Linked DNA regions of Homo sapiens: all the other regions are linked to region 1. Evidence: chromatin loops called from intact Hi-C (ENCODE). Cell type or tissue: MCF 10A. All regions are shown on one strand. Region 1 has its middle 61 kb from the start of SLC22A23. Region 2 overlaps LOC100507336 (a long non-coding RNA gene). Region 3 overlaps LOC100507336 (a long non-coding RNA gene).

Region 1 (8,000 bases):
AGGGGCTGGGAAACATAACAAGAAAAGTCTCTGCTCTGCGTGAGCTCACAGTGTGGTGCACACAGCAGCGCTTCTGCATCCAGCAATTCCTCTAAGGCTGGGCGCAAGAAGTGGCCGCAATGACATCAAGTAGAAAAACACTTGAGTTTTAAGTCATAAAGCTTTTTCCTTGGAAAACACTGTAAACAAGAGTAACTGCTATCCTGTCAGTGGAAACGCATGTTAAATCCATAAGCATCCAAACGACAATACTGAATAGCTCCATTCTCTGACTGAGAGGCCCTACTTCCTAGCTTTGGATGAGCTGTGACGAGCCTGCTGGAGGGGCTGCACAGTCTGCAGAGGGAAGTGACATGCTTGGGACTCTTGGTGCCTCAAGATGATTCCTGGGTTGGGCTGTTGAGTTGTTCAGTTGTCGAGTGTCTTTTGGTAAGCAATAGGCCTCTTTTGTGCTTCTATACTCCCCATGTATGAACCAAAGAAGAGGATAAACACCCTTATGCTGTGATATGGTTTGGATCTGTGTCCCCGCCCAAATCTCCAGTCAAATTGTAATCCCCAGTGTTGGAGGAGGGGCCTGGTGGGAGACGATTGGATCATGGGGACGGATTTCCCCCTTGCCGTTCTTGTGATAGTGAGCGACTTCTCACAAGATCTGGTTGTTTAAAAGTGTGTGGCACCTCGCCAGCCCGTTTTTCCTGCTCCAGCCATGGAAGATGTGCCTGCTTCCTCTTCGCCTCCTGCCATGATTGTAAGTTTCCTGAGGCCTCCCCAGCCATGCTTCCTGAATAGACTTTGGAACTGTGAGCCAATTAAACCTCTTTTTTAAAATAAATGGCCAGTCTCAGGTACTTCTTTACTGCAGTGCGAGAAAAGACTAATACACGCTGTATTACCAGGCTGTGTAAGGATAACACAAGGATGAGAGCAGCAGGCTGTGGGCTCAGAAGGTTTGTTGTGATGAATAAATCATGGTAAATATTGATGACAGTAGGGCTCTCATGGCACTCACCTTATTAGGTTTTAAAAACATTCCTCCCCCAAATGGCATATACGGGAAGAGTGAGAAGGTTAAACTAATGGAGAAATGGGTTAATATGAAGACTGCCCTATTGGGATAAAGAAAACAGTTCACACAAATAGAATCATCTCAGGGTAAAGGCTGAAGCCGCCAACTGATTCCAGACCCTGCTTCAGACACTGCCTGTGGCATCCCCAGCTAGCTCTGACAACTGTGTTTATCTGATGAAATGTAATAGACTTGCCTGGCTCAGACTCACAAGCACACTGCACGGTGCCGCGTGGTCTGCAGTCCCACTGCAGGGTCCATGCTTCCACTCTGGGCACCATTCATAAATCCCATCACCTCACCCTCTCCTTGAAGGAAGGCCGAGCGTTTCTGGGCTCCAGTTCCATGGTTCCTGTGTCATACATAACATAGGATCAGATTGATTCTAAGCTACCTTCCAGCTCAAGCATTCTAAAATTCCAGTCATAAGGAATTTCCCAACAACAACAAAGTAGAAGAGCGTAACCACAAAAAGTACATTTCAAAAATCAGTAGCCAAGGAAAGAAGCATTAGATTCTGGAGCGGGGCCCGAGTCCCAGCCCAGCACAGCAGGGTCTTCAGCAGTCTGCTCCCCATCTCCAGAAGCCCTACTGGTGACCCTCCAAACCCTGAGGGCCAAGCTCAGAGGAGAGCTTTCTTTCACTCCTCTTCTGACCAAGGAGCTGGGGAATCCCCTGTGAGGACTAAGTAGTTGCATCAGGGAAGAGATCTGAACCCTCCAGTTTCCCCATGGGAATGGGGTCTGCCCTTGGGCAAGACAGAGCTGGTCCTAGTACTGGACACTTAACAAAATTTCCTTTCATGAAAGAAAGTCCAGATAGACCAACAAATATATCAAATCAGAGTGACTGAATTCTTTCCTTTTATCTTTGCAATCCCCTAAGCCAACAGAAAGGGAAACAGTCTTCAGACTGCTCATAGAGAAAAACAGCTTGGCCTCGAAGGAGTCATGTCAAATTACTCTAACTCAGAGCAGACAGAATGTCTGGGGAGAGCTACCCAAGCATATGTTAGATGCAAAGAATGGCTGAGCAATTATGCAAACATATAGCCAAGGAAAGGGAAGAAGGAAGGAAGGGACAGAGGGAGGAAAGGAGGGAGCGAGGAAGGGAGTGGGGAGGAGGAAAAGGGAGACTGTAGACCTAAGGAAACAGGTGGTGAGCAATGAATCTATTGAAATATACAACATATGTTACACGCCAATAAGAATTATAGCTCTCAAACGGAATGTGATCAGTCACATAAACCTGGTCAATGTGAAAATGTCTGTTTTCGTTCCCTAGGGCTGCCATAACAAAGCACCGCAGACTAGCTAGTTTTAAAGCAACAGAAATTTATTGTCTCACAGCTCTGGAGGCTGGAAGGCAGATCAAGGTGTCGGCTGAGTTGGTTCCTTCTGGAGGCTCCAAGGAAGAATCTGTTCCAGGTCTCTCTCCCAGCTTCCAGCAGTTGCTGGCAATGCTTGGCATTCCTTGGCTTGTAGCTGCATCACTCCAACATCCCTTTGTCTTCATGTGGCTTTCTTTCCTCTGTGTATCTGTGTTCAAACTTTGCTCTTATGAGAACATCAGTCACTAATTTAGGTCTCACCTCAATCCAGCCTGACCTCATCTTAACTCAAGGACTTCTGCAAAGACCCTATTTTCCAAATAAGACCACATTCACAGGTCTCGGGACTAGAATTTGAGAAAACCTTTTTGGGGGATTCAGTCCAACCAACTCTAACATAACTTACTAAAATTGAGACGAAGAGGAGGGGAAATGAAAGCCACATGAGAATGCCAGTATCCTCTTCTTTCTTTGGAAAGAGACAATTGCTTTGTTCTAAAATTGAGATGCATATTGTATGTGTATGTGCATGCATGCATATATAAAATCCCAACCTGTTCATGTTATCTGCAATCTCTTTCCTTACCCTTAGAGAAATAATATCCTTTGTGGTAAAGAAACATTCACTTAAGGCTCAACAGCTTCGGTTTATTTTTGGTCTTTTACAAAATAAATAAAATTTAAATGTAATGATTTTTATTCTTTTAGAGGCTATAGTGACTATTTAAGCAGTTGCTCAACGAAGCAATTACAACATTCACTTTCTTTCTGAAAACCACCAAAATCATCAGAAAGCATATGATCATGTCAGTCTTAGTGAGTTTGAAAGCTCCAGCAATTGGCCTGGCACACAGTTTCTGTTTAATAAATGCTTGCTAAACTGGACTATTTTCTTGCTAATTACACAGAGCAGACATGTCCAGACCCCTTCAGAATCTCGCACCTGTTGAGTTAAACATCCTAGGACTGCATTTTTTCATTTCTCTTTTGCACCAAACAGTCTAACTCTGGGAGATTAATTCCAGACATAGCTGAGGAGGAGAGGGCACACTTGTCCTCAGATGAGCTGATCCTGTACTGAAGGGGAAAATGAATTCCTTCTTTCTGTCTGGAATGTATTTAAAGCCCTCTGCTTTAAAGCCGTATACTCTGGCAAAATAGTAATTTTGTCCTTAGACAACGGGATCTGCTGGTGAAAATCTGAGGAGAGCATCTGCCAGCTCCCTGGGCTCAGCTCCTTTCCCTGCAAAGGACACAGTGGTTGCTGATGAACGCAGCCTGGCTCAGAAAGGAATGAGTGCTGCTGCTGACAGCTGTGTGCGGGTGTGCTGAAGGGTCCATAGCCCATCAGCTTTGCACCTCCCCATCCTCCCTGCTCCTCCCATGCCCGATCACCTCCAGCGTATTGGAGGGCAGCAGCAGTGACTCAGGGTTTAGTGAAAAAACAACGTGCACACCTGAAGACTGGCCTTAGCTCTTACTATCAGGCTCTTGGCAGGGAAAATCAGGGCCATATGCCTCTTGCCTCTTTCTCTGCCTCTGTCTGGTGTGCAAGCCTCTCTCTCTTCCCCATCCTTCTCTCTCATTTGCGCCCCAGGGCATTCAACATTCTCCATAACAGGCCCAGGGCCTGCCAGGCCGCGTTTGCCGCTCCCGTGCTGACTCATCCACAGAGCCCATCCCAGGCCAAACGTTCCCTCTGGCTGGAAATGCAGCTTGGTGTATCCTTGGCTCTTGTTCATTTTTGCCGTGGTCAGTTTCCTATTTCCTCTTCCCCAGGTGGCGTGTGGGTCCTGTGCTGTGCCCTGCCACCCTGCGAGTTATGGAGAGAAATTCACATAGGCTTGGGGTCCTGCAGGACCACCTTTGGGAGGGGCACAGAACAGCGCTGTCCTTTGGAAGTGTCAAGAAGCAGCTGCTCGGGGGCCAGGTCTAGAGCCAGGCTACACACTAAAGACAGCTGCAGCCCCAGGCTGGCACTGCCCGGGTCCAGGTTTGGCTTAATTGCCTTATTCTGTAACCTAACTAGAAGAACTAGGTGGGTGAAAAACAATAAATGCTCATTTAAATTCTGTCCTAGCTGTCCAAGACAGAGGTTTAGAGCTGCTTAGACCTCAGAGATCACTGTGTTCAATTTCTCTCTCTAAAGAGGAGACAGGGATGCCCGAGATGGGCTATGGCTCCCCAAGGTCACCTGGGAGAGCAGAGTTCCAGGGTTCTGGTCAAGAGCTACCTCCTTGCCTCCTGGAAGTGCAACCTGTGTGCTACCATGTGAATTCTGGACACCGTCAAGTGCTTTGCTCCAAAAGGCTGTGTCAGGGTCCACTGACAGCCATACCAGAAGAGGAACTTGTTTAGGAAGGGAAAAAACACTTCCATGTGGCAGCGATGGAGGATTACACCAAGGCAGGTGCTCTGGGTAAGCCAGGGAAAGACAGCAAGATAGACCTGGACGGAGCTTCATAACGGACAATTCCCTGGGGATTACAGGGATTAGCTCTCATAATGCCTTTCTATGACAGCTCAGTGGCAGAGGACAGAAAAAAAAAATAACAGCTTCATACAGGGAGATTTTGAAAAGGTAATGAGCAATGTGGCATTGTGAAACACTGGGTTGCAAAAGCAACGTGACTTCTCCTAAAAGCATGTATTTTGACCTCAAGGAAATCTCTGCAGACACACTTGCTCCCTCAGCATCCATGAATTCCACTCCGCTGGCCTGCAGTGAACCACTGCAGAGAGGTGGTTGAGAGAGCGGAAGGAGATGATGGAGAGTGGGGGAGATGATGGGGAGTGGGGGAGATGTTGGGGAGCGGGGGAGGTGATGGAGAGTGGGGCTGATGATGGGGAGTGGGGGAGATGACGGGGAGCCGGGGAGATGATGGGGAGGGGGGAGATGATGGAGAGTGGGGAGATGATGGGGAGTGGGGAGATGATGAAGAGCGGGGGAGATGATGGGGAGGGGGGGAGATGTTGGGGAGCAGGGGAGGTGATGGAGAGTGGGGCTGATGATGGGGAGTGGGGGAGATGTTGGGGAGCGGGGGAGATGATGGGGAGCGGGGGAGATGATGGAGAGTGGGGGAGATGATGGGGAGTGGGGAGATGATGGAGAGTGGGGGAGATGATGGAGAGTGGGGGAGATGATGGAGAGTGGGGGAGATGATGGGGAGTGGGGGAGATGACGGGGAGCCAGGGAGATGACGGGGAGCCGGGGAGATGATGGGGAGGGGGGAGATGATGGAGAGTGGGGAGATGATGGGGAGTGGGGAGATGACGAAGAGTGGGGGAGATGATGGGGAGTGGGGAGATGAGAGCAGGGGAGATGATGGGGAGCAGGGGAGATGATGGGGAGTGGGGGAGATGATGGGGAGCGGGAAGATGATGGAGAGTGGGGGAGATGATGGGGAGTGGGGGAGATGACGGGGAGCCAAGGAGATGATGGGGAGCCGGGGAGATGATGGGGAGGGGGGAGATGATGGAGAGTGGGTAGATGATGGGGAGTGGGGAGATGATGAAGAGTTGGGGAGATGATGGGGAGTGGGGAGATGAGAGCGGGGGAGATGATGGGGAGCGGGGGAGATGATGGGGAGCAGAGGAGATGATGGAGAGTGGGGGAGATGATAGGGAGCAGGGAAGATGATAGGGAGCGGGGGAGATGATGGAGACTGGGGGGAGACGATGGGGAGCGGGGGAGATCATGGGGAGCAGGGAAGATGATAGGGAGTCCGAGGCACTGACTTTAAAGCTGGGAAATCACAGGACTGTGACCTCAAAGCTGAGTCACCTTAGTGGCAGTCTGCTCATTTATGCAGCCTGTGTCCCAATCTCCACTGTCAAACCTTGAACAGACCAGGAGAGAGAGCTCCCCTCCTCTGGGATCCGCCCTTCCATCTGACAGAGCTCTAATTGATCAAACATCTATACAGGTCAGAGCAGACTCCCTGTGCCTTCTCAGCATTGTTTAATCCTGCCATAATTCTCAGCAGTCTGAATATTACAACTTGGTAACAAATTCTAGACACTATGCACAGGTGCACACGTGTGTGTGTGTGTGTGTGTGGTGAGGGGGAACTTCCACATTATTTAGATTTATAATCTTGCTAATTACAGACAATTACCAAGGAAGCCAATGATTTATTCAGTTAGAAGTTAGCAGTGACAAATTCTATACATCATATATTTGTTTCATAAGTCTATTTGAATTTATAAATCCTGAATTTCACACTAGGAAAACAAGCTTAGTCAGCTTTCAGATGCTAACATTGCAAATATTAAAAGTAAAAGTCTGGCACAGTGGCTCACACCTGTAATCCCAGCACTTTGGGAAACCAAGGTGGGAGGACCACTTGAGGTCAGGAGTTGCAGACTAGCTGGGGTAATATAGTGAGACCCATCTCTACTAAAAATTTAAAAATTATCTGGGTATGATTTCACACACCTGGAGTCCTAGCTACTCAGGAGGCTGAGGCAGGAGGATCACTTGAGCCTAGAAGGTCGAGGTTGCAGTGAGCTATGATAGCACCATTGCACTCCAGCTCGGACAACAGAGCAAGACCCTATCTTAAAATAACTAAGTGGGCCGGGCACAGTAGCTCACACCTGTAATCCCAGAGCTTTGGGAGGCCAAAATGGGAGGATCATGAGGTCGGGAGATCGAGACCATCCTGGCCCACATGGTAAAACCCCATCTCTACTAAAAATACAAAAATTAGCTGGGCGTGCGTGATGTGTGCGCCTGTAGTCCCAGCTACTTGGGAGGCTGAGGCAGGAGAATCGCTTGTACCCGGAAGGTGGAGGTTGCATTAAGCCGAGATTGTGCCACTGCACTCCAGCCTGGCGACAGAGCAAGACTCCATCTCAAATATATATACATACATACATACATACATACATACATACATACATAGAAGTCAGCCTTTTCCCAAGATGTATACCCCATCTTCGATAATGACACTTTTTTCCCCGTCCCTGTGTCCAGAACTTGGAGTCACCTCCGATGCTTGGCTTCCTTGCACCCCCAGCGTCAGGCTCGCTGGGCACCCCTTGCCCTGAGACTCTGCCTTCCTTCCATGCGACTGCAGGTCTCCATCAGCCCCTAACCATGCCCTACTTTCCTGCTCCAGGATCCAATTCCCCTCCATCATCCCTGGCCCTTCGCAGAAGCCGCCTGTCTCATCACCAGCGAGAGGCCGACACCCAGCCCTCTGGTCTGCAGCCCCAGCTTCTTGCTGTGCTCTCTCTTTGTGCATCTGGATGTGGCTCCCTGGTGCCTCCACCCCAGCCTCTCCCCAGCCTGCTCCCTCTCGCTCTCTGCTACCCAGGTCCAAGCTGAGGTCATTGTCCAGTTCGCCCAGTGAACACTGCCTTCCCCCTGACCTTCCCTTGAGCCATCTTTGGGTGTCAGTCTTTCTTGTGCAAGAGCCATGCCATACCTTTAACCTGCCTAACTCCTTCTTTTAGAGCCTCAGCTTGATGATGATGGGACTCCTCTCTTGCCTCAGGCCACGGCCCCACCTTGCCTTGTGCTGGGGGGCCCTCACTTGCCTTCTGTAATGCTCATCCCAGGGTGAGACCCCTGCAATGCCTGCCTCCTTGTGGATT
Region 2 (8,000 bases), 93 kb before region 1:
TTAGAGAAGGAGCTCTTTCCTAAGCCAATGGAACCACCCAGGAGAGTCCTGTTTTAGTACAGGGCACTTGTCTTTTTCTTTCTTTCTTTTCTTTTCTTTTTTCTTTTTCTTTCTTTCCTTCCTCTCTTTTTTCTTGGTTTCTTTCTTTCCTTTCTTTCTTCCTTTCTTCCTTTCTTTCCTTTCTTCCCCTCCCCTTCCCTCCCCTCCCCTCCTTTCCTTCCTTCCTTCCTTCTTTCCTTCCTTTCCTTCCTCTCCTCCCCTCCCCTCCCCTTCCCTTTCTTCGAAATCTTTCTCTGTTGCCCAGGCTAAAGTGCAGTGGTGTGATCACGGCTCACTGTAGCCTCACCTCCTGAACTCAAGCATTCCTCCCTGGACTACAGGCATGTGCTTGTAGTATTAAAAATTTTGATATTTTAAAAATTTTTTATAGAGACAGAGTCTCCCTTTGCTGCCCAGGCTAATCTTGAACTCCTAGGCTCAACCAATCCTCCTGCCCTGGCCTCCCGAAGTGCTGGGCTTACAGGTGTGCACTATCACGCTCAGCTGACACTTGTTTTAGAAGTGGATTTTTCAGTATTAGCACTATTAACATTTGGGGCTGGATCCTTCTCTGCTGTGAGGCTGTCCTGTGCCCTGTAGAATGGTCAGCAAGATCCCTGGTCACTACCAGATGCCAGCAGCACTTCTCCCCCTGAGTTGTGACACCTCAAAAATGTCTCTGCACATTGACAAATTGTTCCTGGGGAGATGGGGTGGGAAAATTACCCCCAGTTGAGAACCACTATTTTAGATGTATTAATATTATACCTGTAGGTTAAAGTTTTTTATCCTAATGATAATAATTACACAAAAACTAATAATTAATGTTATAAAAGTAGCACAGAAAGTAGCTAGGCTCTAAAGGAAACTTGGAGATTCCAACTCCTACCGTCCCACCTGCAAAAGTTTTGGAACGTTGTTAAAATGCAAGGTGGTCCATATCACAGCCGTGGAACGCTGGCAAAAGCAATGCAGAAATCAGCCAGAGAAGCAAAAAGAGTCCTGAGGCTACAAGTCAGGAGATGAGGTCCTGGTCTTAGCCCTGGTCTGCGAGGAGTGTGACAATAGATAAGTCACGTTATTTTTTTATTTTTTATTTTTTAATTTTACTTTAAGTTCCGGGATTCATGTGCAGAACGTGCAGGTTTCTTACATAGGTATACATGTGCCATGGTGGTTTGCTGCACCCGTCAACCCATCATCTAGGTTTTAAGCCCCACATGCATTAGGTATTTGTCCTAATGCCCTCCCTCCCCTTGCCCCTCAACCCCTGACAGGCCCTGGTATGTGATGTTCCCCTCCCTGTGTCCATGTGTTCTCATTGTTCAACTCCCACTTATGAGTGAGAACATGTGGTGTTTGGTTTTCTGTTCTTGTGTTAGTTTGCTGAGAATGATGGCTTCCAGCTTCATCCATGTCCCTGGACATGAACTCATTCTTTTTTATAGCTGCATAGTATTCCATGGTGTATATGTGCTGCATTTTCTTTATCCAGTCTATCACTGATGGGCATTTGGGTTGGTTCCAAGTCTTTGCTATTGTAAGTATTACTGCAATAAACATACGTGTGCATGTGTCTTTAGAGTGGAAAGATTTATCATCCTTTGGGTATATACCCAGTAATGGGATTGCTGGGTCAAATGGTATTTCTGGTTCTAGATCCTTAAGGAATCGCCACACTGTCTTCCACATTGGTTGAACTAATTTACACTCCCACCAACAGTGTAAATGCATTCCTGCTTCTCCACAGCCTCGCCAGCATCTATTATTTCCTGGATAAGTCACTTTAAATTTGGCCCTTAACTTGTTCCTTCTTACAACGAAGTAATTGGACTAAAGATGTAGTGGTTTTCCATGTTTCTTCTGCTATGACCCATGTTGACATTGGAGACACTTCCACTGATACATCCCAGTGTAGACAGCCTTTGTCGTTTAATGTTCTGGTAGAAAATGCAATTTCTAATTTGTAGTCGAAGGTGGCCCTTTCTCATAACTGGGATCAGGACTCTGAATGTGTTCTGATATCCTGGGTGAGAACTTCTGAAATATATAATCCTCACTATTTCTTCTAGTGCTAAAATTCGAGAGTCAAAGAAGCTTCTTATTCTGCCCTGTTTGCCTGTCAACAAATACAATGAACAACATCCTTATTCCCCGATTTTCTGCCTCTGTTACTTACCAGCAGGCCACTCGCCCTCCAAACTGCCTCTTCATAAAATCTGCCATTACTGCTCATCGCTCTGGCCCAGCAGGTGATGAATTCAGTCCATGCCATTAAGCTTCCCTGTGGATGAGTCATCTATTTTTACAAGTTGCTGGTTGCGAGACTAGAGCATAACTTACGGGTTTGTAAATATTTTGGCATCTTCCTTTGTCAAAAGATACTGTGAGACCCAGTGATTCACAAGGTTGTCCTGACACTTTCCCCTCCTCCACCAGCATTTTGAAACATTGTTATCCGGTTTGGTACAAGTTCTTTCAGCTATCACTCCTGCAGGTGTTGGTTTGAAGTTACATAAAGAACAGATTTTCATCTTTCAATAAGTGGCTGGATAGGCTAAACTCAGGCTATAATTTATTACTCTTGGCTGCAATCCATCCATTTGTCTCTGTCCTTGGAGGGAGGTGTTTAATCTCCCTTTGGCTCAGCTTTGGAAGGGACTCACTGATTTGTTGAAAAGTTCATTAGACACCGATGGAGCCCCTGCTGTATGCCAAGAATTGCACTAGGTGCTGGGGATATAAAGATGAATATGACTTGCTCTCAAAGAATGCGTCCGTCTAATGAGGCTGTGGCTGTAACTCAACCATTGCCACACAGCATGGTGAGCAGTAGAAATGAAACAAGCTCACATTATGTGGGTGGTGCAAAAGAAAATGACCCATTTTTCCTAGTGAGATAGGAGGCTTTGTAGAGGAAATTTCACTTGAGCTGTGTCCTACAAGATGGGCAGCAGTTTTCCATGGGGAAAATAAGTGGGGAATAATAATAGGTAGAAAGGCATGGAGGCTTGAAACAGTATGGGGAGTTTAGGGAACTGCAGGCCTGCACCTTGTGGCATAGGTGTGTATGTGCAAGTGTGTAAATGTGTGCGCACACACGCACGTGGGTGCTGTGGGAGAACAGCTGAGGGATGAGGTGGCAGCAGATGAAAATGAGAGGCCGGGTGCAGTGGCTCACGCCTGTAATCCCAGCGCTTTGGGAGGCTGAGACGGGCAGATCATGAGGTCAGGAGTTCGAGACCAGCCTGGCCAACATGGCGAAACCCTATTTCTACAAAAAATACAAAAAAATCAGCTGGGCGTGGTGGTGCATGCCTGTAGTCCCCGCTACTCAGGAGGCTGAGGCAGGAGAATCGCTTGAACCCGGGAGGCAGAGGTTGCAGTGAGCCGAGATTGTGCCACTGCACTCCAGCCTGTGCAACCAAATGAGACTCAGTCTTAAAAAAAAAAAGTATAAAAAAATGAGATAGGCAGAGACCAGTCATGAAAAGACTTGCATGGTGCAATAAAGGGTTTGAATTTATTCACAATAGAGAACTTTTGAAGGATTTTAAGACAGGAATCAGCATTATGGGATTTGCCCTTTAGGAAAATATCCAAGGACCAGGGTTGGGGGCTGGACTCAAGAGGAACCTGGGAAGCATTTGGGAGGTGGGACATAGTGGACAATTTTCCTCAGTAAGGGAGGGGAGAGAGAGCTGGAAGGCTAGAATGGCGTCTAGGTATCAGCCCTGAGGACCTGGTGGATGAGGGTGCCCTTTGCCAAGAAGGAGAACACAGAGAAGGGAAGAGGTGTGGGGAAAAGATCATGACTTTTGTTGGGAATATGTTGAGTGTGAAGTGTCTGTATAGCACCAGGTGCAAAGGTCTAGTTCTCCATCTCTAATAAGAAGCCTCATCGTGGAAATGTGATTAAAATTAAAATCCACGTTGAAATCCTCAGACGAAAGGTGCCATGGAAGTGCAAAGAATCATTATTTAGTGTCTTATGGGCTGTCCTTATTGCCTAGAACACTCTCCTCGTCTTGATTCTAATTGCCTCTGATGCCTGTCTTATCATATTCTAGACATGAAAAAAACAAGTGTCTCGAATGTCAGCTGCGGGACGGGCTTGTGCAAGGAGGGCTCTGAAGCTCTGGGAGAGGCAGCTTGGACTCAGAGAGGTGGGGAAGGTTCTGTTCTCAGTCCTGTGAGTTTGAGCCTTAACCTCTTTCACTCAATCACTAGGTCAGTCTCTGCTCCTTGTTTTGGTTTGTTTTATCAGAACTTAACAACATTCAAGATTTCTTCTTTCCTGATCACCTGCTGCATGGCTGGTATTGGGGATTTAATGCTGAACAGACCGACATGATCCCTGTCCTCACAGAATAAATTGTCTAATAGAGGCAGGAGAATGGCGTGAACCCGGGAGGCAGAGCTTGCAGTGAGCCAAGATCGCGCCACTGCACTCCAGCCTGGGCGACAGAGTGAGACTCCATCTCCAAAAAAAAAAAAATTGTCTAATAGTAGGAAGAATTTTTTAAGGCATCTCATGATGAAGAGGGAGAATCAAGACTGAATCAAACTGTTCCCAAAGAGAACTGTTTTAACTTCAGGAAACAAATGGATGCTCTCTCTTTAAGACAGTGTTTGGAAAACCAGCTCTCCCACTCTGCAAGGCCTCCATGGTAGGGGGAGCAGGCGAAGGAGTTTCTCCTGTTGGGGCTGAGGCAAATATGAATCATCACTTGTATATAATCTTCTGTATCCTGGAGATTCAAAACCAGCGCCTCCATCTTCCCAGTGAAAGTGTTTACATGGCATTATTACCGTGATTATTTATGACTTGCTTTGCTGCCTCAAGGGATAAGGGCGAGTATGAGCTGGGAACTTGTTTCAGTCAAAAGGAAGTGGAATTAAATGATGTTAGAACCTGTACTTAATACCCACATGGAGCTATTCAGCTTAATCTGCCAGAACACCATGGGAGGAGGAGAATGTCTTCCCTCGTCATTGCACTGGGGGAAGCCAGAAGGAAATGCATCTGATGGGAGCAGGGAGCGCAGGTTTGCTGTTTCCCTGACTGCATTTGTGCTCTAAAGGAAGAGCTACTCATTAGAAAGAAGCAAGAACACAGCTATCCCTGTGGGTGTCATGCCCAGAACAATGCTTCCCTTTTTTCTCAGGTCCTAAATTTCCTTCCAAACCTTTGCTTCCTCCCTCTCTTCTGTTCTCACAATAGAGCACCTGCTATTTCACATATCGTGTTGGGTGCTGGAGATATACAGACAGAACCCACAAGCCCTGCCCCTGAAGGACAAACCACAGGTAACGGGAGTGCTGTTGCCCATCTCAGCAATTCAGGTTAAATCCTCCAACCACCATGACCCCAAGACCCTACCTTTTGACGGGCTTAGGGATGTTACAGAGCATTGCAGGGGGTTGCCTGCATGTGTTTCATCAGTAGGAACCAAGCAGTATCTCAAGGCATGAACAGAAATAGATTCTGTTTGTTGGTAGCTGGAAAATTCGTTGGCTGCTGGTGAGTGAACTATCTCCCCTTCCTCCTTCCCAGAGAGAAGCACTACCCAGCTTGGTGCCTGGATGCAGGCAGTGTGAGAGGCCTGCCTAGGGAAAGGGCTCAGCAAGAGGCCCAGGAATGACCCATCTTTCACCTTGTGCCTCCCGCAGGTGTTCAGCTGCATTGGCGCCAGAGCACCAATGGGGCAAGAGAATCCTCTGGAGAAGTTTTCTGTGATCTCATCACAGGAGTAGCCCAGAGGAACAGCCCAGGGCCTGGGGCCTAGGATGGGTGGACCAGGCCATGCAGCTGGTTGGGGGCTTGACCCCCACTCAAAAAGGTGCCATATTTTGACTATTTTCTCTATTACTTCCATATGTCTTCCACTAACATCTTTCCACCATTGTCTTAATCTTCTATCAAACTGTTTTTAAAAATCCACTTTTCTGAACATGTTTTATTCTTTTTTTTTCCAAAACATTTTTTTTCTTATCCACATAAATCTTTTTTTAACTTCCAGCAAAGTCTCCCTTCTCTCCTCCTGTTCCTTCCCAGGAACAAGAAAACATCCAAGCTAAGTGACTAAAAGTTGGATCCATTTTCTTCTCAGACAGGAGAGAGAAGGGGAATGGCTGTAAGCAGTGAAGCTCCTCTTTGAACACTGTAGAAGGTTCCCATCCTGGCACAGGCATGGTGAGCATCAGGAACTAAGGAAGGCACTAGGTGCTGTGGGATCACAGTATAGGATCCGACAGTATAGGGATGTCTAGCTGGAATCAAGAGGGGTGGCGTCCCAGCTGGTTCTTGGAGGATGAGTAGGATTTTGCCAGATATCTGTGCCCTTCCTCCCTCTTCTAGTACCAACCCTTCCAATAGGCTAAAATAACTAGTAAGGGTGAATTTAGAGCAGAAAACAAGGGAGTGAGGAGGGACATGTGGGTAGAGGGGCGTCCCACTCCCTGCTTTAGTGTGAGTGGAAGGATAACTGGGCCAGTCTCGGGCACGTGAACTTCTGGTTTGTTTAAGGTTTTTTTCATCAAGCGACTGCCTTCTTTTCTCTGGCCCATGTCTATGCTCTTTTCACACCCCACAACACAGCCTGCTATGAGAGGTCTCAATGTGGAGGATGGAGGACAATTTCCCACAATTTCCTGTATGCCAGGGGTAACCAAGTGAGAATTAAAAAGCTCGAAGCCTGTGTAGTGGAAGAACTGTCAAAAAAACCTGTGGCACACTGTATAGCTGGAAAGCAGGGAGGGTTTGGGGGAGGGATCAGGTGGGGAAAGCAGATGAGGGCAGAGCCTGCTGGGGAAGCTTACAGGCTTTGCATTTAAGCCACACTGGGAGGGCACTCACCCTCCGCATTAATGTTTGGTTTATGTCGCAGTTGCCCAGCTGGACATGGTCCTGGGCGGAAGTTGCCGAAGCCACGCTGGGAGGGCACTCACCCTCTGCATTAGTGTTTGGTTTATGTCCGAGTTGCCCAGCTGGACATGGTCCTGGGCGGAAGTTGCCGAATTAACTTCTTGACATGCTTGATTGCAATGTCCACGAGTGTGCTTTCATTTTATACTTCACTGACAAAGTTTACTGCCTGAGTGCTGGCTGTTTGTGTGCTGGCTTTCAGACCAGGGAGTTGGTATCTGTGCAGATGCCACCGGTACAGGACTGAGGATCAACACACAGGCCAGACTCCCACCTCAGGTCCCAGTGTTGCTGCTGTGCAGAGCCCCTCCTTTCTCCCAAAGCCATGACCACCACCTCTGCTGCCGCCACCGATGCTGTTGCTGCCACCATTGCCATTGTCTGGGCCTACGTTCTGGCCTGGCCACCTTGGGTCCTTGCGGTGCACCTACACACCTGGCTGGACCAATTGCTCAGCCAGCGGTATAGGTGCACCGCAGGGGCCCATGGTGGCCCAGCTGGAACCTAGGCCCAGAAAATGTCAATGGTGGCAGCAACAGGGTCCCAAGGTAGCCCCAAGGCATGCACCTACACAACTGGCTGGACCAATTGCTCCACGCCTGGGCTGCCTCCCAGGACTGCAGGTCTGAGCTCATTGTGTGCATGCAGCGGCCCAGCATACATGTCCTACTGCCCATCAGACCTCCTTTATAAAACACAGGTTTGAAGATAAAATTATGAAGAGTTTCAGGACAGCTCCAGCAGAGCATGAAACCAAGCGCCAGGCTGTTCTGAGAGTAAAACCCTGTGCAACTGTACGGGTCACACACCTGTGAAGCTGGCCTCAATTATAAGGCAACTGCCCACTGGATGCTAGAGACAAAGCAGGACAGCTGAGAGAAATCCTTCTGAGACCCTGTAAGCCTTCACCCTGCAGCCAACTTCCAAAGGCTAAATAAAGGCACAGCTGCGGGACGGAGGGAGATATACTAAGGAATGGAAAGATGAGGGTGGAACTGGATGGAGGTCAAAGAGAAATTCCCAGTGATACAAA
Region 3 (8,000 bases), 74 kb before region 1:
TTGCACAGTAATGGCTTGCCTAATTCTCTTTTAAAACCAAATTCATGTCCCCAACCATGGAAGGTATTGAGCCCATTAAATTTGGGGTGCTTCTGCAAATGAAGTTTTGTATATGTTTACTTCTTGGTGCAAAAGAAATTACATGCACATTACAGTAACATCAGAAAATATAGACAAGCAAATGAACCATATCAAACAGCTACAATTCCAATCACCCAGAAATGATATATGCATATAAACATACCTGCACATTATATGTGTGCTCCATATGCCACACAAATGTATGAGTAAATCATTTGTCTTCATGAGCATGCAAACATATATATGCACATCATACGTGTCCTATATAAAAATATATACATTGTCTTCCGCATGCGTACACACATATATGTATGCAGATATATCTCTTATGATACAAGTGTATGCATACATTATGTGTGTTTTTCATATACACACAAACACATATGCATACCACATGTGCCTTTCATAGTCACACAAACACATGCACATAATATGTGCCTTTCATATGCCTGCAAACACATATGAACCTCGTCTTTTATGCACATATATACATATATGCATGACATATGTGCCTTTATCTATATCTGTGATTTTCCAAAATTAAGATAATGTATACATTGTGTACATCCTCTATTGTCACCTGATTTTTCACTTTGTCTGTTTTTTGTTTCTCACTCTCACAGGATATACATCTTTCCACACCAATAGACCTTGTTTTCCGATGTAGCATTATTTTTCATAGTTGGCGAATATACAGTTATGGATTCATAACAGCAAGGTATCTAATTATCCTCTACGGTTAGATATTTAAGTAGTTTATGCCAATGTTTCCAACAGATCATCTTGTATTTGTCATAGTGTCAAGCACAGTTCGAGGGTCAGACTTACCTTCTCACTCTACCAGACCTTCATAGCTTATCGATTTGTCAAATTTCTGTGGCATGTTTCAGCCTTGGAGGACAGTCACTTAAGTACAGTTATAGTTCCTCTTTCTATCCTGGCTTGTGGCCGGGCTGTGCCTGAAGGACAGGGCTTCATGTTCGACGGATTTCTGGATTTTTGAACTGTAATTCAGTCCCATTCGGTTCAATAACCGAATTTATTTATTGGGCTTTGCCCCACATGCACATAGCAGATTCTCTGTAAACATGTGTTAAATGAAAACATATTTTTACAAATGGAATCCCACAGCACCTGGCAAGCCACTTCATTCTTAGTTGTGTCAAAGGCAGTACAATGAGGGTAAGCTGTGAGGTCAGACAGGCGTGGGGTCCAGCCGTGGTTCTGCGTCTTACAAAATCTGTGACCGTGATATGTAACTTCTCAAGCCTCCATTTCCTTATCTGCAAAATATAGTTAATTAGGACACCTTCCCCATGGGGTTGTGAAGATGATACAGACGATGTAAGTAAAATACTTCGCACAGTGTCCAGTATGCAAGCAATGTGAGCTGTCATTATTATTATTATTGGCTATTGCTTCCTAAGATAAATGAAGCATTTGAATTAAGTGCTAAGCTCTTAGTGAATACTAAGTCGGATTTAATTAAGTAGTTTTTCAGTTAGTATAAGGGGGAAAAAAAGAGGAGAAGAAAAATGTCTTACTGCTGAATCTTCCTGAACCTCCACAGGGCCTATCCACCCAAATTTGTTGACCGGGCCATTTGGTGAGTGAGCGAGTCTGTTGGAGGTTTTCTCTAGGTTTGGTGCGTGTGATGATAGCACAGTCCTCAGTGACTGCATGGTGTGTTTTATCTGAGGGCCTCAGGGTCTGAATTGTGATACTTATGTGCATGGCTTTTGTTTCCAGATGGAGAAATTGCACTGCAGAGAAATCTTTAAAAGCAATTACCTAATACTGCAGATTGCTGAACTGTACCCACACCCAAGACTGAGCATTGGATCAATCCAGAATATACATCAGGTGTTCTGCAATGTCTGCCTAAAACCATGACTCTGCCTCCTCCAGCTGTTGCTACATCTCACTATGGGTTTCCTGTGACATTTTGAGCAAGTATGCCTCTGTGACTGGGGTTCTTACACTCCAGAATGGATGAGAAGCACCGTAAGTGGCTTTTAAAATGAATATTCCCTGGCCCTTCAGTCGCTCTATAGGTCAAGAATCTGAATTCTCAACCTGTCTAGAAGGTTCTGGTTTTAATGGTCTGTGGGCTGCACATTGAGAAACCTGTTCAGCGAGTGCAACAAAGGTTCCACATGTGAGAAAGGAAGCATCAGGTCTCTTGAGCCTGTTCTTTAATCTGTAGGCTGCACCTTCTCTTTAAATTCTGCTAATAACACCATGCGAGAAAACACCCGAGCTTGAAAAGCCCATGTTCCAACATAACTGTCCTTCACCACTCTGGAAAATTAATGGTTTGTTTCGATTATCCCTTTGTTAAACTCCAAAGTCAAAGAGCTCTGAAAGGCATACGGTTATTTTAAGTTTCAGGTGATTTCTGTTGCCAAATATTTTAAAAATTTAAAATTGCTACGTGACCTCTTAGTAGTACTATTAGATTTCCTGACAATAAAAATAAGTCTTTTGGTTTCACCATTTATAGTTAGTACAGCTAATATTAAGTATAATTTTAAAAGCCTTTTATTTTCTCAGAAAGAAAAAATAATCAAAATCTGCTCAGTGTGGTATTGAATAATTAAAAACAAAAGAACAGTATCTTCACATTAGTGTTTAATATTAATTGCTTTTTTACCCTTGACACTGGTGCTAATTAAATTTTCATTTTATTTTCCATGACTTGTTTAAACAGTTTTTGCAAATTATTGCTAATCAGCCTAATAAAACTGAATCACCTATTAAACAATTTTGTTTTGAATTAAATGGCATTAAAATAATTCTGGCTGCCTTGTGTTATAATGTGTTACAAGAATACCAACCGCTACAGGTAATATGCCTTAGCTTTTACACATGCTTTAAATAAATCTACGGATGTATTTACCTACATGCACAAACATGCAAAGAGGCAGTGTTGGTTAGTTGAATGGGTTTCCGGCTGGATTTATTTCCCGTCTACTGTCTTCTCAAGAGGAAATCTAAGGCAAATCTCTTCAACAACCTGAAACTTGGTTTTCATCATCAGCAAAATAAGGAGTATGTATTTTTGAGGGAAAGGGTTATCGGTGGAAATAGAGGTTTCCCTAAGCACCGCTTTGCAGCCCCTTCCAGCAAGATACGATTAATGGGGTGCGGGGGGGAGAGCCCGTTGCCCCCACTCCCCCGGAGACTTTCCTGCAGTTTCGAAGGTGTAGGACACAAATGGTGGGTCTAAAATATTAGCAGCAGCCACCAGTGAGGAGCCACATGGCTCACAAAGAATGAAGAGAAATAATAGGGCCAAGTGGACCAGTTGGTAAAACCCCGGGGCCCCCACTGCGTTAGTGGGCTCTGGAAGAGGTGCCTTACTGGTACCCAACAGAGCCCTGGGAGGGTCTGTTGCACATGGCGGGGCAGCTTTGGGGGCAGTGGTACACAGCAAAATTGCAGGAGCAAGTGTGAGATTGACCCTCAGAAACTGCGATTACCTATGTGTGGGGGTGAGGGAATGTGAAGGAATAGTCTACACATGCTGGTCAGATGACTACCAACTCCTTTGCACTTACAACGACTCTGTAGTTCACAGAATAGGTAGGTTACTCATATTGTTATGTCTTAGATGACAAAAGAGAATTACGAAACATGAAGTGACTTAATCCAAGATGATGAATGGGGAGGTCAAATATTTTGTGATGAAATCATAATCACAACTCATGGCAGGAAGCAGAGTGCTGGTCTTACACAACACTTTTTGTTGGTGTCAGCATCAAAGGAAGAACACTGAAGCACGTAGGACAAGGCCTGATCTTGTATAACCTGAGTCTTCGGGAAAGATGGTACAGACAGGAGCTACAAGACCTGATCATTTGTGTTGGCTCTGCCACTAACTGGATGAACACTAACTGGATAAACAATCTCCGATGAGTCAGTTAATTTCCTCATGGTTTAAAAGAAAATGATGAAACAAATGCTATCTATCTCAAAGGACTTAAAATGAAAAGAATTAAAAAAATACAATTAAAAATGGTCAGAAAAGTTGAAAGTTTCATACAAAATGTTAAAATATGTACGTTAATGATCTTTATGTACAATAAAGAAGGAAACCTCCTGACATACAGCAATTTGCTGAGTCACATTAATATCTACTTATTAATTGGAAACACCAAGCCAGTAGACAGTAGTAATTTTCTTCTGGCAAATACATTTCAAACTGTCTCATTCAGTTTTCTCATTAGAAACAACAGATGCTAGAAGTTAATGAAAAAAATATTTAAAGTACTCAAGAGAAAGTAACTCTAAACCCACAATTCTATACCTACATAAATTATTATGCAAAAATAATGGCAAAAGAAAGACAATCCCAGCCATGCAGAAGTTGCCCTTCTAACTGGATTTTCTTCCACCCTTGCCCAAAGCAGTCTGTTTTTAACAACCAGTCAAAGGGGTATTGGTAAGGTGGAAGTTGGGCACGTCATTCCTCAGCTCACATCATTTTTAAAACTTTTTTTAAAAACAGCTTTATTAAGATACAACTTAAAAAAATAAAAAATAAAAAAGATACAACTTATATGTCATAAAATTCACCCCTTGTAAGTGTATAATTTTGTTATTTTTAGTAAATTTATAGACCTATGCAACCATCACCACAATCCAGTTTTAAAACATATCCACCATCCCAAAATGTTCCCTTGTTCCACTTTGCAATTAATCCCTGCTACTACTAATACCTCCAAGCTCTAGGCAGCCACGAATCTATTTTCTGTCTAAATTTGCCTTTTCTGGACATTTCAGAGAGATGGACTCATGCAATCTGTAGTTTTTTTGCATCTGGCTACTTCCATATGGCATAACATTTTTGAGATCCATCCATGTTGTAGTATGGATTAGCAGTTTGTTCCTTTATTTATTTTTATTTTTTGAGATGGAGTTTCACTCGTGTTGCCCAGGCTGGAGTGCAATGGCGTGATCGCAGCTCACTGCAACCTCCACCTCCCAGATTCAAGAGATTCTCCTGCCTCAGCCGCCCGACTAGCTGGGATTACAGGCATGTGCCACCACGCCTGGCTAATTTTCTGTATTTTTAGTAGAGACAGGGTTTCCCCATGTTGGCCAGGCTGGTCTTGAACTCCTGACCTCAGGTGATCCACCCACCTTGGCCTCCGAAAGTTCTGGGATTACAGGCGTGACCCACTGCACCCAGCTTAGTTTGTTCCTTGTTTATTGCTGAATAGTATGCCAGTGTGTGGACAGGTCACATTTTGTTATCTGTGCACTAGCTGATAACCAGATTGTTTCAAGGTCTTGGCTCTCATGGTTGATGCTGCTACGAACAACCACGTACACATCTTTGTGTGGATTGCCCACATTGTTCATGCCTTCCCACTTCCTTCAGAGTAAAACCAAAGCTTTGGCTGTGGGCTGCACATCCCTACCCCATGTGGTTTCCTAGTACTGCTCCTTACTGCTGTCCTCTCACCCCCTGCTCCCCCGTCGCTCACACCACTGCCACCACACTGGCCTCCTGGCCATTTCTCCAACACATCAGTCATGCCCTCCCCTCAGAGTCTTTGCCCCAGCAGTGCTTTCAGCCTGGAAGCTTTGGACCCCATTCCAGGATACCCTTGTAGCACGTCTCCCCCAAATCTTTGCTCTTCTTCTCCCTTGCAATCTCCCTTACCTATTACAGACAACTTCCAAGTTTTTGTTATTGAAAATGTGGGGAGAGAACCACAGACAGACAAGATAGCATCACCAGGAGCTGGTCAGAGCTGCACAGCCTCGGTCACCGCAGACCTGCTGAGCCGGGATCTGCATTTTACCAAGGTTCCCAGCTGGTCTTCAGGTACACTAAGGTCTGGAAAGCCCAGTTCTAACATACAAGATGATTTACTTCTTTGTTATACGTATTGTTTACAGCCATCATTTTGTACTAGAGCGTTCATTTCACAAAGATGAGAGATTTTGTTGTTTTATTCATAATGAATCCCAGAGGCTAGAACAGTGCCTGGCACACATTCATTGAATGAGCGGATGTTTTCCTGTAAATATCTGTAAAGAATTATCCTTGTACATTACCTGTAGAAGCCAGTGATTTAAATTAATAGTCTTGGACTTAAGCCTGGGTGGGGAACAATAGAAAAATTAATTTTTTTCCACTTCTGGGCATTAAAAAATATCGGTTCACTAAAGAATGCCTTCAAAGAATAAAGTATGAGTAGATTAAAAATAAAATGAGTAACCATCTAAGACTATGGAAATATGAAGAAGAAAAAGAAGCCAAAGAAGCGACACTGGACTGCCTGTGGGTCACCGCCTGTCTCCCTTTCCCCTGTCACGCAGCCTCCTGTGGAGCCGGCCGTGGAAACGCCCTGACATGGAGTCAGAAGCCCGAGCCCGTGTTTCAGACTTGGCGTTCATTGACCAGAAGAGCTGCTTCACCACTTAACCATGCAGCTTCAAGGGCTCCATCTGCAAAACGCAGGCTTGAACCACAGGACTGGTTATGCTCCTTCTTGTTCTGTGTCCTCTAAATCCACCCCGTGGGATGGTTCTCATCCTCATTTCTAGGAAAACAAGGCCCAGGTGGAATCTCTTTTCTCATCTGCAGGACTGATGCCTTTCTTGGCCTAAATTTCAACAACATGTGACTATAAAACTTACCTGTGTGTGAACCCTACAGATATTTGCGGGGGTGTTGTGTGGGGAGATGACCCCATGGTGGGCCCCTAGCGCCGGCCTCTTGCTATCATGCTGAGCACGCCCACCTTGCCGCAGCCTAGGATCTCCCTTTCCCACCGGCACTCTCTTGCCTGGAGTGTGGATCCACTGTGGCTTTCCCTCGCCCCATCCTCCAGCTTGGTGGGTAGTAATATCTTCTGTCCCTCTTTAGACTCGGGGGCCTAACTGGAAAACAGGTGCATTGGTAGATTTAGTAGCAGAGGAGTCCAAGAGTTCTAGTGCTCTACATGGGCATGAGACCAAAGCCCATAAATACATGTTCGCGGGGTGCCTACTGTATACCCAATGCTGTAAGGTAGTGTCCCCAAAGCATACTGCTGCAGAACACTAGTTTTGTGGGGTGTTCAACGATATTACCTGGAGAAAAGAGTCCAGAATCTAACAAGTTTGGGAAACTCTGGATTAAATAAGGTTAACTATGTTTCTTTTAGGTAGTCCTTCTCAGAGACTTAAGATGAGAGCATGCATTGGGAACTTCCAAAATGGGAGATGCAGTGGGAGGCACTCCCATAGTTAGGTAACCAGGCAGCCCCTTTTTACTTATTTTATTTTATTTTTTTGAGATGGAGTCTTACTATGTTACCCAGGCTGGACTCAAACTTCTGAGCTCAAGCAGTTATCCCACCTCAGCCTTATCCCACCTCAGCCTCCTAAGTAGCTGGGACTACAGGCACGAGCCACCACACCTGGCTTTTTTAAAAACAAAGGACCATATTTTGGAAACACATAGGCCCTGTAGCACACAGACCCATGGGATCTCCTGGCCACCTGGCCCAGCCCATCTTCCGCAGATATGAATCCTGGACCTGAGGGAGAAGCGAAGCAACTTGCCCCAGGGCCCCACGGCTAACACTGTAGGCCACGCTTCCCATTTCTCAGCTGAAATAAAAGGTATGTTTTTGTTGCAAATATTTAGTTGACCATTAATTTACCTAAAACCAGTGACTCTCACCGGGACACACAGACTTTTGAAAAGAAAAATCATTAAAGTGAAAAAAGGAGATTTTCAGGTAACTGCAGTTTTTTATTTTTATTTTTTGACATGGAGTCTCGCTCTGTCACCCAGGCTGGGGTGCAGTGGCACAATCTCGGCTCACTGCATCCTCCACCTCCTGGGTTTAAGCAATTCTCCTGCCTCAGCCTCCCAAGTAGCTGGGATTAGAGGTGTATACCACCACGCCTGGCTA

What was found. Peaks named below come from ENCODE experiments on the same cell type or tissue, not always from the same donor. Only the 100,000 strongest peaks of a DNase experiment are listed, where the experiment ranks them.
Region 2: a loop joins it to region 1, with 3 times the contacts of the local background. A loop is called at or near these places in 4 of 110 quality-filtered maps.
Region 3: a loop joins it to region 1, with 7 times the contacts of the local background. A loop is called at or near these places in 4 of 110 quality-filtered maps.

Annotation. Positions count from the first base shown.
Region 1 is chr6:3,514,506-3,522,505 of GRCh38, reverse strand. No RefSeq gene overlaps it. Among named protein-coding and RNA genes, the nearest start is that of SLC22A23, 61 kb to the right of the region's middle. In MCF 10A, no CTCF peak of the experiment used is centred here; DNase peaks (open chromatin) are centred at 4,025 and 4,995.
Region 2 is chr6:3,607,262-3,615,261 of GRCh38, reverse strand. All of the region lies in intron 3 of LOC100507336 (a long non-coding RNA gene), which reads left to right. Among named protein-coding and RNA genes, the nearest start is that of PXDC1, 140 kb to the left of the region's middle. In MCF 10A, a CTCF peak has its summit at 3,088; DNase peaks (open chromatin) are centred at 2,421 and 2,761.
Region 3 is chr6:3,588,366-3,596,365 of GRCh38, reverse strand. LOC100507336 (a long non-coding RNA gene) reads left to right here. Exons shown (of 4, transcript NR_187650.1): 4 at 1,831-2,876. Among named protein-coding and RNA genes, the nearest start is that of SLC22A23, 140 kb to the right of the region's middle. In MCF 10A, no CTCF peak of the experiment used is centred here; a DNase peak (open chromatin) is centred at 3,825.